Linked DNA regions of Homo sapiens: region 1 is linked to region 2. Evidence: chromatin loops called from intact Hi-C (ENCODE). Cell type or tissue: PC-3. All regions are shown on one strand. Links, peaks and the distances in the headings refer to the core of each region. The heading gives the core; the rest is flanking DNA. Region 1 overlaps RSRC1 (arginine and serine rich coiled-coil 1). Region 2 has its middle 190 kb from the start of SHOX2.

Region 1 (5,399 bases), core at 132-5,131, 520 kb after region 2:
GAAATATATCTTAGATGACCAAAAATAACATCACAAAACATGTTTGTTATATACTTAATTGTTTTGACCATAGAATTAATTTTAAAGTCAAAAGGGGCATTGCTTTTTCATCATTTCCAGTTCAGAATATTCAGCATGTCACAGATGTTCATGAATAATGTCCATTTAAAACTGTTGGCAAAGAGTGCTGGTGAGTTGGCTAGATGAATTAAATGTTGGGGGGATCTGACAGGCAGCACGCTGCTTTGTGATCATTCCAAAGTTCTAATAATCTCCCTCACCTTCTCTGCCTGCCACTAATGAAAGAGAATAGGTGATTGCACCTCCGGCTATGTTCTGCGCCTAATGACTCCTCCAAAGGCAGATTTATGAAGAAAAAATTAACTTTGAATGAGGATTGAATTGGCCCTGACAGTCTGATAGACTGTGACACAGATTCTGTGGCAAAACAGACGTAGCTCTAATTGATTATCAATATTTTAAGCAAAGTGATGAAAATAAGCATTAAGTGATGAGAAAGGCAGTCTTAATACAGTAGGCAGTAACCAGGACATAAGAGAGTCTATGGGGAGTTTTGCACTGATTGCTATTACTGAATTTTATCTGTCGATTTTTACCTTTGCTTCCTGGCAGCCATTGTCCCTCCTTGGTGTACTATTTTTTTTCCTCAAAAATCTATGACTAGAATGTTAATCTCACTGATAACACTGACAAAGCTATCTGCAGTCTCTTCCTCTGGAGAAGTTTGTTTAATATTTAACTCATTTTGAATTGAGGTTAGCTTTCGTAGTTTTGAAAGAACTGAGACTTTTTATGAAGATTTTAGATTAACAAATTTCATTCACATACTGTTTCTAAATTTAGTACTATCCATGAAATATAAACTAGCCTAAAATATTGCATATTGCATGTCACATATTTCTCATAATATCAGGCATTATATCCTTTACATAATTTGTAGCATTGACATCATTTGTAGCCTTCATCTTATGAATAAAATGAAGACATTTATCTAGAAATACTATATATATATACACACACAGAGTGAGTCTATGTATATATACTATAGTTACTTACAAAATATATTTTCAAACTAACAACAGAAATTCAACTTAGATAATTATATGTTCATGTGATGCTTCGTAAGTTAATTTAATAACACTTGAAATTGTTATATACCTTTTTCCTTATAAGTTATATTTAGTCCTCTATATTAAAACAGAGAAAAAAGATCACTTAAAAAATCAGTAGCAATTTCATTCAGTGTTAAAATTGATGAGCCAAGAACATACTATATAACATCACGTAATGCTGTGCTTGCTTACTATTAAATAGGTTTTAGATAAATTAGCTTATTTAACACAGAAACTATACGTATTTTTTCTTGTGGCAAAATACTCTGAATTATTAGTCATCAGTATTTATATTGTTTTGTGAAATTAATTTCAGCCAGAAATTGTGCAATTATTGAAAACTTGAAATTCTCCAGGTTACTTTGGAGAAAGTGAGTCATTTTTATTTTTCCAAAGGTCTCCCCAAGTAAGTTATTAGAGGCAAAAATAAGGTAATACAGAGATGCTACAGTACAATGCTTCTCAATCTTTCTCATGTCATGAAATGCAAAAGGATATATTTCGTTGGTACACCAGGTTAAACTGGTGAGGCTGCTCTTGGCCAAAGGCTACTGCTCTCAAACTCCAGCCACCTCAGACCCTGCCTGGTTGTCTGGAGGGCTGAGAGGATGATATTTTAGCACACATATTACTTAGTAGTAGCTAAATAGTTGGGAAGCTCTGAGTGTATTGCAGATAGAGAACTACATTTATAAAGCCCAGATTGAATAATAATGGTTTGAAAGTTAAATCTATCTAAAATCTGTCCAAATATCTAAAAACAATTCTAAAAATCATCCTATCTAGAAAGAGAAGAACAAATATATCTCTAGACATAATTTTTGTTAGATGGATTGCTGATCTTAATTGTATTTTCCACTTAATGTTGGTTGTAATATCTGCTAAGATTATTCAAATTTTAATCTTTGTTTTGACCCCTATTAAAGCAGAATATATATTTAAACTTTATTCTCTGAAAAATGTTAAATAAAATAAAGTTATCTCTTGGCAGAATAATATTGTCACTCATTCTTAGAGAGTCTAGAATGATTTTTTGAAACTCCAAAGACGTTAAAACTAATCAAATCCAGCTCTTAGTTGACTATTTAAGAAATAGCAGCTCAGATCACAATTAGATCACTGCTATGCTAAAACTAAAATCCAGTTTTCCCGATTCCGAGGCCATTCCCTTTCAGCTCTACTCTGTGATGTTTAAAAATCTTCATATGAGAACTTCCAAAATGTTATAAATTATAAAATTCACATATTCTTTTATAGCTGTAAGAAGTAATTTGCTAGCAATTTTCACTTATACATTAGGTGATGCTTTTAGGTAGGGTTTCAGTAAGGTAATGTCAATTTTTCTAATTCTTTATTTACAGTGTCTTCCCAAAAAAGCCTGACATTTTCTGTTTTAGTGTTCAAAATATCCAGTGAAAAAAAATGGAAAGCTATTCATCGTGCTGAAGTTTACTTTGTGCTAAAAATTATTTTATTATAAAGGAATTATATTCTAGTAAAAATAGATTAAGAAACATTCTAGTTTGGATAAGAATTCTACAAACACCGATATTGGGTACTTTGTCCTCTGTCATTCCATTTGTTAACATTCCAACAGACAGAAGAAGCAGACAGATACATTATTCTTTTTGCGCCACCTAGCGAAACTCGGGTGCTGTATATTTACCACACTATACCCAACTTGCAATGTGTGTTACACTTAGCTCCTGCTCATTACACCTGTAAGAAATTCACAAAAGAAAAAAAGAAAGCTCTAACCCCACTAACATTGACTTTTCATCATATTTTGGTAAATTTTTGAAGACTGAAATATTATTAGTAAAAATATGAATACTTATGCTCAATTCTGAAGGCATTGCCTTGAACAAAAGACATCACATGGGGGTAAAGTTTTTAATTATGCTCTTCCAGTTGTAAATACAAGATTTTACCAAATGAAAGTACATTCTGGAGTAACATTCAAAGTACTGAAAAGAGATGGGATGAAATTAGATTGAAGACTGTACAAAATATTTTAAGGATCTCAAACTCATTAAGTGTTTTTTATTTAATGAGGTTTTCTTTTATCATAAATCAAAAATATTGGTAAAATAACTTGTGCCACACTTATGCTTTGAAATGAAAATAGTAATGTTGTGTAATGCTAGACTGACTGATTTGTAGTTTGAAAGAACACTGTGTTAAAGCTTCTATTTATCTATTTTTTTAAAATTTGTGTTTCAAGTGTTTGAAGTGAAATCTCTTGCATTTTTTTTAATTAATACTACACAAGCATTCTGCTGCTTAACTTGTAGGTCTTAATTTTTAATAATATTAAATTTCAAGGTCATGCTTTCAGAATGCTGACACAAGATAAAATAATACTATTGTCAGTGTCATTGTTTTATGTTGATGTAATAAAAAGTACCTAATGTAAAAAAATAGAAAAAATAATTTATCCAGTAGGAGAAAATTGTTCCTTATGTATCTAAATTTGTTGTGTATGAGGAAATATAGGACTTGTGGTGGCTGTAACTATAGTTCTGAAGATTTTTATTTGATTTGACATATGATTACTCTGAAAATTCATAAGATTTACTGCTCTTAAATATGTGCTATAAAGATATAGATATAAATATATGTGCTATAAAGATAAAGATATATAATTTAAAGGTATATATTTACTTTCACTTTGAAAGTATATATTTCTAATTTTTAATATTGAATTATACCCTAAATGAATTTTTTAGTAAGGGAAGACTTTACGCTTAGAAAATTGTAGATAAGCATGTTTATACATGAGTGCAGATATATAAAACGTACATCTTCTAGTTAAAACATACATCTTTTAACTAGAAGATGAGGTTTTAACTTCTTTTAACTAGAAGATGTGTGTTTTATATATCCACACATATATCTTAAAAAGAGAAGTTTTGAGGAGTTATGCCAGATTTTATATCTGAATATTAATATTCATATGGCTAGAATGGAATGTACTAATTAATGTAATTTTTTGAGACACTGATAAATCTCAGAATGTCCTTTCTTGTCTTAAATGTTTCTAAAACATTTAAGTAACATGAACAGAATTAAATCTTTAATGTATTAACATTCCTCAGAGTCATCATTTTGTGAGTTAATTTTTACTTTAGTTCAATAAACATTTATCGAGGAGCTAATGAGCCATGTCTGATATGACACTATGCTAAAATCAGTAAGATATCGGACCTCAAGTAGTTGGCAGTCTAGTGGGGAAGAAAGACACTTGTTCAATTGGCTATAGTAGAAAAATACAGTTTTCTCAGACCTAAGAGGAGGAATTAATGTGGACTGAGATAATAGGGCAATGCATCATGGAGCAACAATTAGTGTTGTTGAATATTATGAGTGTAGATAAAGCAAGTATGAACTACAGAGCTAAATTTGTAGTTGTGACACAGCATCTCCAGAAACTTTAAAAATATATATATATATCTTCTCAAATTATAAAGTGAAAAAGATTCAGCAGTAGTCTGCTTAAAAGTACATGTGCCCACACGTGCATGCATGCACACATACATATATACACACCAGATTCTATACAATTTCTCGGAAATATTGGAGAAACCACTTTACATATACTTAGTACATATTTCCCTAAATGAAATTTTGTTGTAAGAAAAGGATTCATTACTAGAAATTTGTACATTGATTTTTTAAGTGTACAAATTATATCATAAATAGAACAGACACATGCATTTTAAACAATAATTACTATATTTAAAAGCTAATATCTATAAAGGTATATAGATAATATTGTATATTTTATATAAATACAATATGCTACCCTGGGCTATAATACTATTGTGAGTGGTTGGCATATATGAACTCATTCAACTTTTACAATAACCCTGTGGCTTATGATGGAAGTATTATTATCAATACAATTTCAGATGAGTTAACTAAGACACAGAGAGATTAAGATACTTGTTGCAGATCTCATAGCTAGTAATGGATAGAGCCAGGATTCAAACCGAGACAGTCTGGCTTCAGAATCCATTCTTTAAATATCTCTGCTATAATACCTCATAGTAATTCATTTTATGGCTAGATTAATAGATAATTCTATAGAAGAGGCCATATTGAAGAAACGTCTTCCAATTCTTTTTATAGATGTACACACACACAAAAAAAAAAACCTTTGGATGGGGATCTGAAGAATATACTATCCTACCAAATTCCCGGGGTAGTGTGTTATATGTAACCAGAAATCAGTATAAATAAGTAATATTTTGCTATTTGCTATTT
Region 2 (5,399 bases), core at 337-5,336:
TTAATCCACTCATTGTCCGATGCAGTTCAACTTGAAAGAGATACAACAGAGAAAAGATTGATCCTTTGTGGCCTATTCTCTTTCCAGAAGGTAAAAGCAATTCTCATCAACAGAGCCCAGTGCTCCGTGGGGTCATCTCCATTCTGCTCTGGGGAATTCGTTGCTCATAAGGGCATGAATATTTTTTAAAAATAAGAAAGAAAAGGAGAAAAATGAAAACTGATTCTGGGATCTGGAAGGCCCCACCTGTTCAAGGCCCGTCCCTGGTCTAAACCTAATACTTGCTGACTGACCTCTAAGATCCTTCTTTGGGGGAACTAATAGATGAGCTTCCTCAATAATAACCTTTGAGACTGGTGCTTCTTAGGCTTTGAGGTTGGCATTTTAAACAATGCTCAAATCCACCCATTCTGCCCAATTCTACTTGCTCTTGTTTGTTGTCGTATGTGGAGGTGGGGGTCTGGTAAACTGCACAACTGGTTAAAGGAGCAGCCCAACCCCTCCTGAGAAGACTCTGGGAGGCAAAATGGCTCCCCTTAGAGCAGCTGGTGCTCTCTGCGTGATGCTGGGTGTCTCACATCACCTCTCTGGACCTCAGTTAAAGCACCTGTGAGAAACGGGGCTTGTAAAAATGGTACCACAGGAGGGGGTTGACCCTCCAGATCTCTGAGTCACTTCCAGTTTTAATAAACTATGGCTAAATAGAATGACAAGATTATATGCCAACTAAACCACTAAATGGCAGTATCTGCCCTCCCTTTTCTTTCATACTAGTAAAAACTCCTGAGTTTTGGCTGAACACATAGCTGACCAGAACAAAGACTACATTTCCCAGTCTTTCTTGCAGTTAAGTGAGGACATGTGACCAAGTGCTGACCAATGAGATAGATGCAGATGTATCATATGTCAAATTCCCCAGGAACCTTCCTTAAAAGGCAATTCACACATAATCTTTCCCACTTGATCTATCATGCTGCCTGAAAGATAGATGCAATAGCTAGAGCTCTTGCTACTGTTTTGGACCATAAGGATGAGAGCTACACCTAGGGATAGTGGACCAAGGAGCTGAAAGAATTCCTGTACCCTGAGTTCTTCATCTAGCTGAACCTCTGTATCAGTCCTGGATTGCCCACCTACACTACTTTGAATAAGATAGTTTAGAAGTGAACTATCTTATTTAAGTCATGTTATTTGGCCCTCTGTTACTTGGAGATTATCTATGCATTATATGCAACATATAAATATAACTAAATTATTCATTCCACAAATATTGACAATGCATAGGTATAGTTGTCATTCAATGAAGTGATCTTTTGAAAACACAAAGCACATTATATCACTTCATGCTTAAAGGCCTTCAGCAGCTCCCATTACCTATTAGGGATAAAATCCAAATACCTTCTATGCCCTCAAGGCTCTCCTTCACCAGCCCTCTGACCACATCTCACACCTTTCTTCATCATGACCAGTGTTGCCCAAAGCAGACATGTCTTCTTTCCACTTCTGTAAACTGTCAAGCTCATTCTGGCTTTGGGGCTTTTGTAGTTGCTATTTGCTCTTCCTGAAAGACTCTTGTCCACTTCTTTGCATGGCTGATTTGTTCTAATCATTACTGCCTAAAGTCACCCCTCAAAGAAGTCTTTCTTAACCAGCTTGTCTAAAGTAACTACAAAACAGACAGACAGACAGACACACACACACACACACACACACACACACACACACACACCATACAAACTAATTTCCCATCAGTTTATCTTCTTCAAAACACTGAGATGATCTTATTCCTTTACCTAGTGTCTTCTCCCAGTATAGTATGAAGCCCATGAAAACAAAGACCACACTTTTCTTCACTGTTTCTGAGAGGCTAGAATGGTATCTGACCAACAAGTGAGCATTCAGTAAATATTGATTAAATGAATGAGTGGTTCAAAGCACTGTGCTTCAAATTGGGGAGGCAAGGATGGATAAGAAAGAAGTAAAATTGTCCTTCTGGTCCAAACAAGAACACAGATATGGTTATACAGGTCCACAAACTCTTGGACACAGATTGCTTTGGAATTTAGAATTTTTCAAATTTTAGAAAGATAAATTAGTGCCTATACCATATATCATATAGTACCTTAAGTAGGGTTTGAGACAGTACCCTACAAGAAAACATGTTAATATTTTTCCATAAAACATGAAATATTCACACTAAAGACTGAAAATAGCCTTTTGCTAGTTCATGACAGGTTTAGCTGTCAAATGCAGGTCATAGCTTGCAGCCAACGAGTATAGAGAAAAAAATTAATTTTCAGAGCTTTTTGAATTTCAGAATTGCAAATAAGGAACTTTGGACCTGTACTTAAAACATCACCGGAGAGGTCATCTAGAAAACCTTGATACATCACCAGCGATGCCTGAATAACTCATTGAACATAAATATTATAAATGCATAGCAATCTTTCATTTCTCTTACTTAATCCAACCTAATGATTACTTTCTCTGCAAATAATACATTTTAATATTCCTCCAATCCAAACATATTTAGAAAAGAAAACATTTGTGTAACTGGTGACTTGGTGGTCATGGAACCACCCAAAGTGCTTTGGGGATGAGGATAAACAAGTGACTAAGATAGTAGTACCTCACATTTATTGAATATTTACGATATGCCAGCCCTGTTCTAAGCATTGCTCGTGTGTTTACTCACTCAATCTGCATATCAATGCTATGAGTAGGCACTATTATTATTTTCGCTTTACAAATGAGGACACTGAGGCCAGGTAGATTAAATAGATCATCCAAGGTTACAGAGATAATAAGAGGCAGGGTTAGAACACAAACCAGAGAAATCTGGCACCAGAAACCTGTGGCCTGATTACCTCCCCAAACAGTTTTATTGGCAAGTGAGTTTGTTCAGGAAACATGAATTAAACACAAAAGTGAGTGCACAATTAGTTACTTGTCCTTCTGCAGCCCTGCTGTATCTATCCCTTTGCACCTTAAATCCTACCCAAACATGCAACAGAAATGGACAACACTGGGCATCATCCGTTTGGAGATGGCTACATAGAAAATGAAGGGACGAGTAATCAGACCCTGGGGAGATGCAAACAAAGAAACAGGGCAGGGTAAAAAGCGAATCATAATCCAAAAGGAAAACAGAAGGATCCCAGAGGCAAAAGAAGTAGAGCCAAGAAAAATGAGACCAAAATTTGGAGGGGCAGCCAGGAAGAGCAAAGGTAGGGCTTCCAGAAGCCATTTTCTGGCAGTCTGGGAGGCCGGCAGCCCTTCTGGCATACTGGCCTGGGCTGCCATGATCTTGCTGGTTTTTTATTGTTACCAGCTTAGCTGACAGACCCACTGTCTTCTGTCACCTAATTGTATGATTCTTTCCCTATATGAGGGGAGCAACTGCTCAGCCTCACAATCTGTGTGCAACATTGAACCATTGTTTATTAACTATCTGCTGAGTTGTGCTGGCACTAAAGATACAAAAATGAAGCAAGACAGTTCTCACCCTACAAGATCTAACAGTCTCCCATGGAGAACAGACCTGTACATACATAAAACAATAATTTAACAACAAAAATATTTATTGAGTGAATGTTATCTTCCATACACTCAACAAATATTTGTTGACCATCTACTCTCTGTCAGACATTAGGCACAGAGCAGAACCAGGAGTAGAAAAGTCACATGAGGACAGAAGCCAAGCAGAAATGAGCTCACCTGCCCAAAGGACCAGGTATGTTCATTGAAGGAATTGGGTTGGAGAGAGTGGCACTGTGACAACCTGGAAAGGCATAGTCTTGTAAAGGGGCCGATGCTACTCAGGTCCTTCCAATGGCTTTATCTGGAAATGCAGGCCCAACCCCACCAGATCATCTGAGTTTGCAGAGGTATCCAAATACCAGAAATTTTCTGTGAAATCTTCCAATGTTTAAATGTTGGCACAAATTCAAAACACTTTTAACATCATACAGCCTAATGAAGCAGGTCTACTGGCCACCTTGTTGTAACCTTCTGAAAATATTCATAACACAGAACCCCACTAAGGGCAGCTGACGCTCTCACTCATTGCAACATCCCCTCAACCCATAGGAAAATCCACCTCTTCCTTCACTTTCCACTCTCAGCCCTTTCTCCCTCCCCTGCCCCTCCCCAGCAGTTTTTCCCAGTCCAGTGATCTCTTTCTCCCGACCACCTACACACTCCTCCCTCTTTCACTCCTCATCCTTTACTCCTAGCCAGCCTGTCTGTTTCCTTCCAAAGAGCATGGTCCAAAGGCCTTAACCATGGCCCCTTGTAAATCCTTCCTGCATTTCATCATGCCAGCCATTTTCATAACTGTTTTTTCACTCAGATGAGGGAAGTAAAAAACTAATTTTGCACAACTCACACCAGCTGGTTAGGAAGAAACAAAACCACGTAATCCATAGACTAGTCCTTCGTAAGATGGGGTCTGTGGCTTTTGGTATGTGTTCATCTCTTCCCCTAGCAACTCTATTGCCCCATGGAGTCAGATCTATTCTTCTCACAAAAATGTATAGATATTTTGAGTTTTTAACTGTTTTCTTCCATACATCTAATCCCTTATTCCTTTGAAGTTAGGAGACTGAACCAGACTTCTTTCTAAGACTGGGATACATTACAAGCTAAAAGGTTAGTGATCACTTGTAAGCAATAAGAAAATGTATATTATAAATTCTATATACATATATATATGTATATATTTTCTAAGTGTTACTTCTAAAAAAGATCTGTTGGGAAGAATAACTTCCATAGGTTTGTGATCAAAATCTCAAAAGATGTTTTCATTTTTAAAAAAATCTTAAGCTTTTGTTGCAAAGATATGAAACATCATAAAAATGATTGCAGGTGACTAGCCAGTCTTTTGTTATATCTCTAAACATAAGACAAACAATAAAGTGGGGTTTTTTCTTAAAAGAAAAAAAAACCTCAATATTAGTCACAGTAAGCCTCAACATATGGGAATAGGTGCAGGGCGGGTAAGGGGGAGGGGAACCCACTCAGTTTTTCAAACCTTTAAAACTGAAAAAATATGTATCCCTGCTTTCTGTATATGCACATAATGTAAAATTTCATCAACCACAATATTTTAAAAGACAGAAATCATGAGATATATCACATCTAAATGGAAATATCATCTAAGGAAGCACCATTTATCAACATCACTTTGAAATGCAGTGGAGGATGTGATGGCATTATGTAGATCTCAAATATCTATGGGTGAATGAAATTGGGTAACCTTAGCAACCCCAGGTACATCCATGCAGCTATAAATCAAATGTCAGCACTCTGAGCTATGCACAAAATAAAGAAATAATTCTTTGAAATATTCATAACACTATGCAGTGTATTATTTTGTAAGTCTGTCCCCATTATGCATT

What was found. A loop is a pair of places that touch in the nucleus more often than their neighbours do. Peaks named below come from ENCODE experiments on the same cell type or tissue, not always from the same donor. Only the 100,000 strongest peaks of a DNase experiment are listed, where the experiment ranks them.
Region 1: it touches region 2 in a loop (20-fold over the local background); 2 of 110 quality-filtered maps call a loop at or near these places.

Annotation. Positions count from the first base shown.
Region 1 is chr3:158,431,840-158,437,238 of GRCh38, forward strand. The region is part of intron 6 of RSRC1 (arginine and serine rich coiled-coil 1); the gene reads left to right. Among named protein-coding and RNA genes, the nearest start is that of UC.134, 92 kb to the right of the region's middle. In PC-3, for the core only: a CTCF peak has its summit at 2,783; a DNase peak (open chromatin) is centred at 2,772.
Region 2 is chr3:157,914,234-157,919,632 of GRCh38, forward strand. No RefSeq gene overlaps it. Among named protein-coding and RNA genes, the nearest start is that of SHOX2, 190 kb to the right of the region's middle. In PC-3, for the core only: a CTCF peak has its summit at 731; DNase peaks (open chromatin) are centred at 768 and 2,648; H3K4me3 peaks cover 1,049 bases; H3K27ac peaks cover 1,624 bases.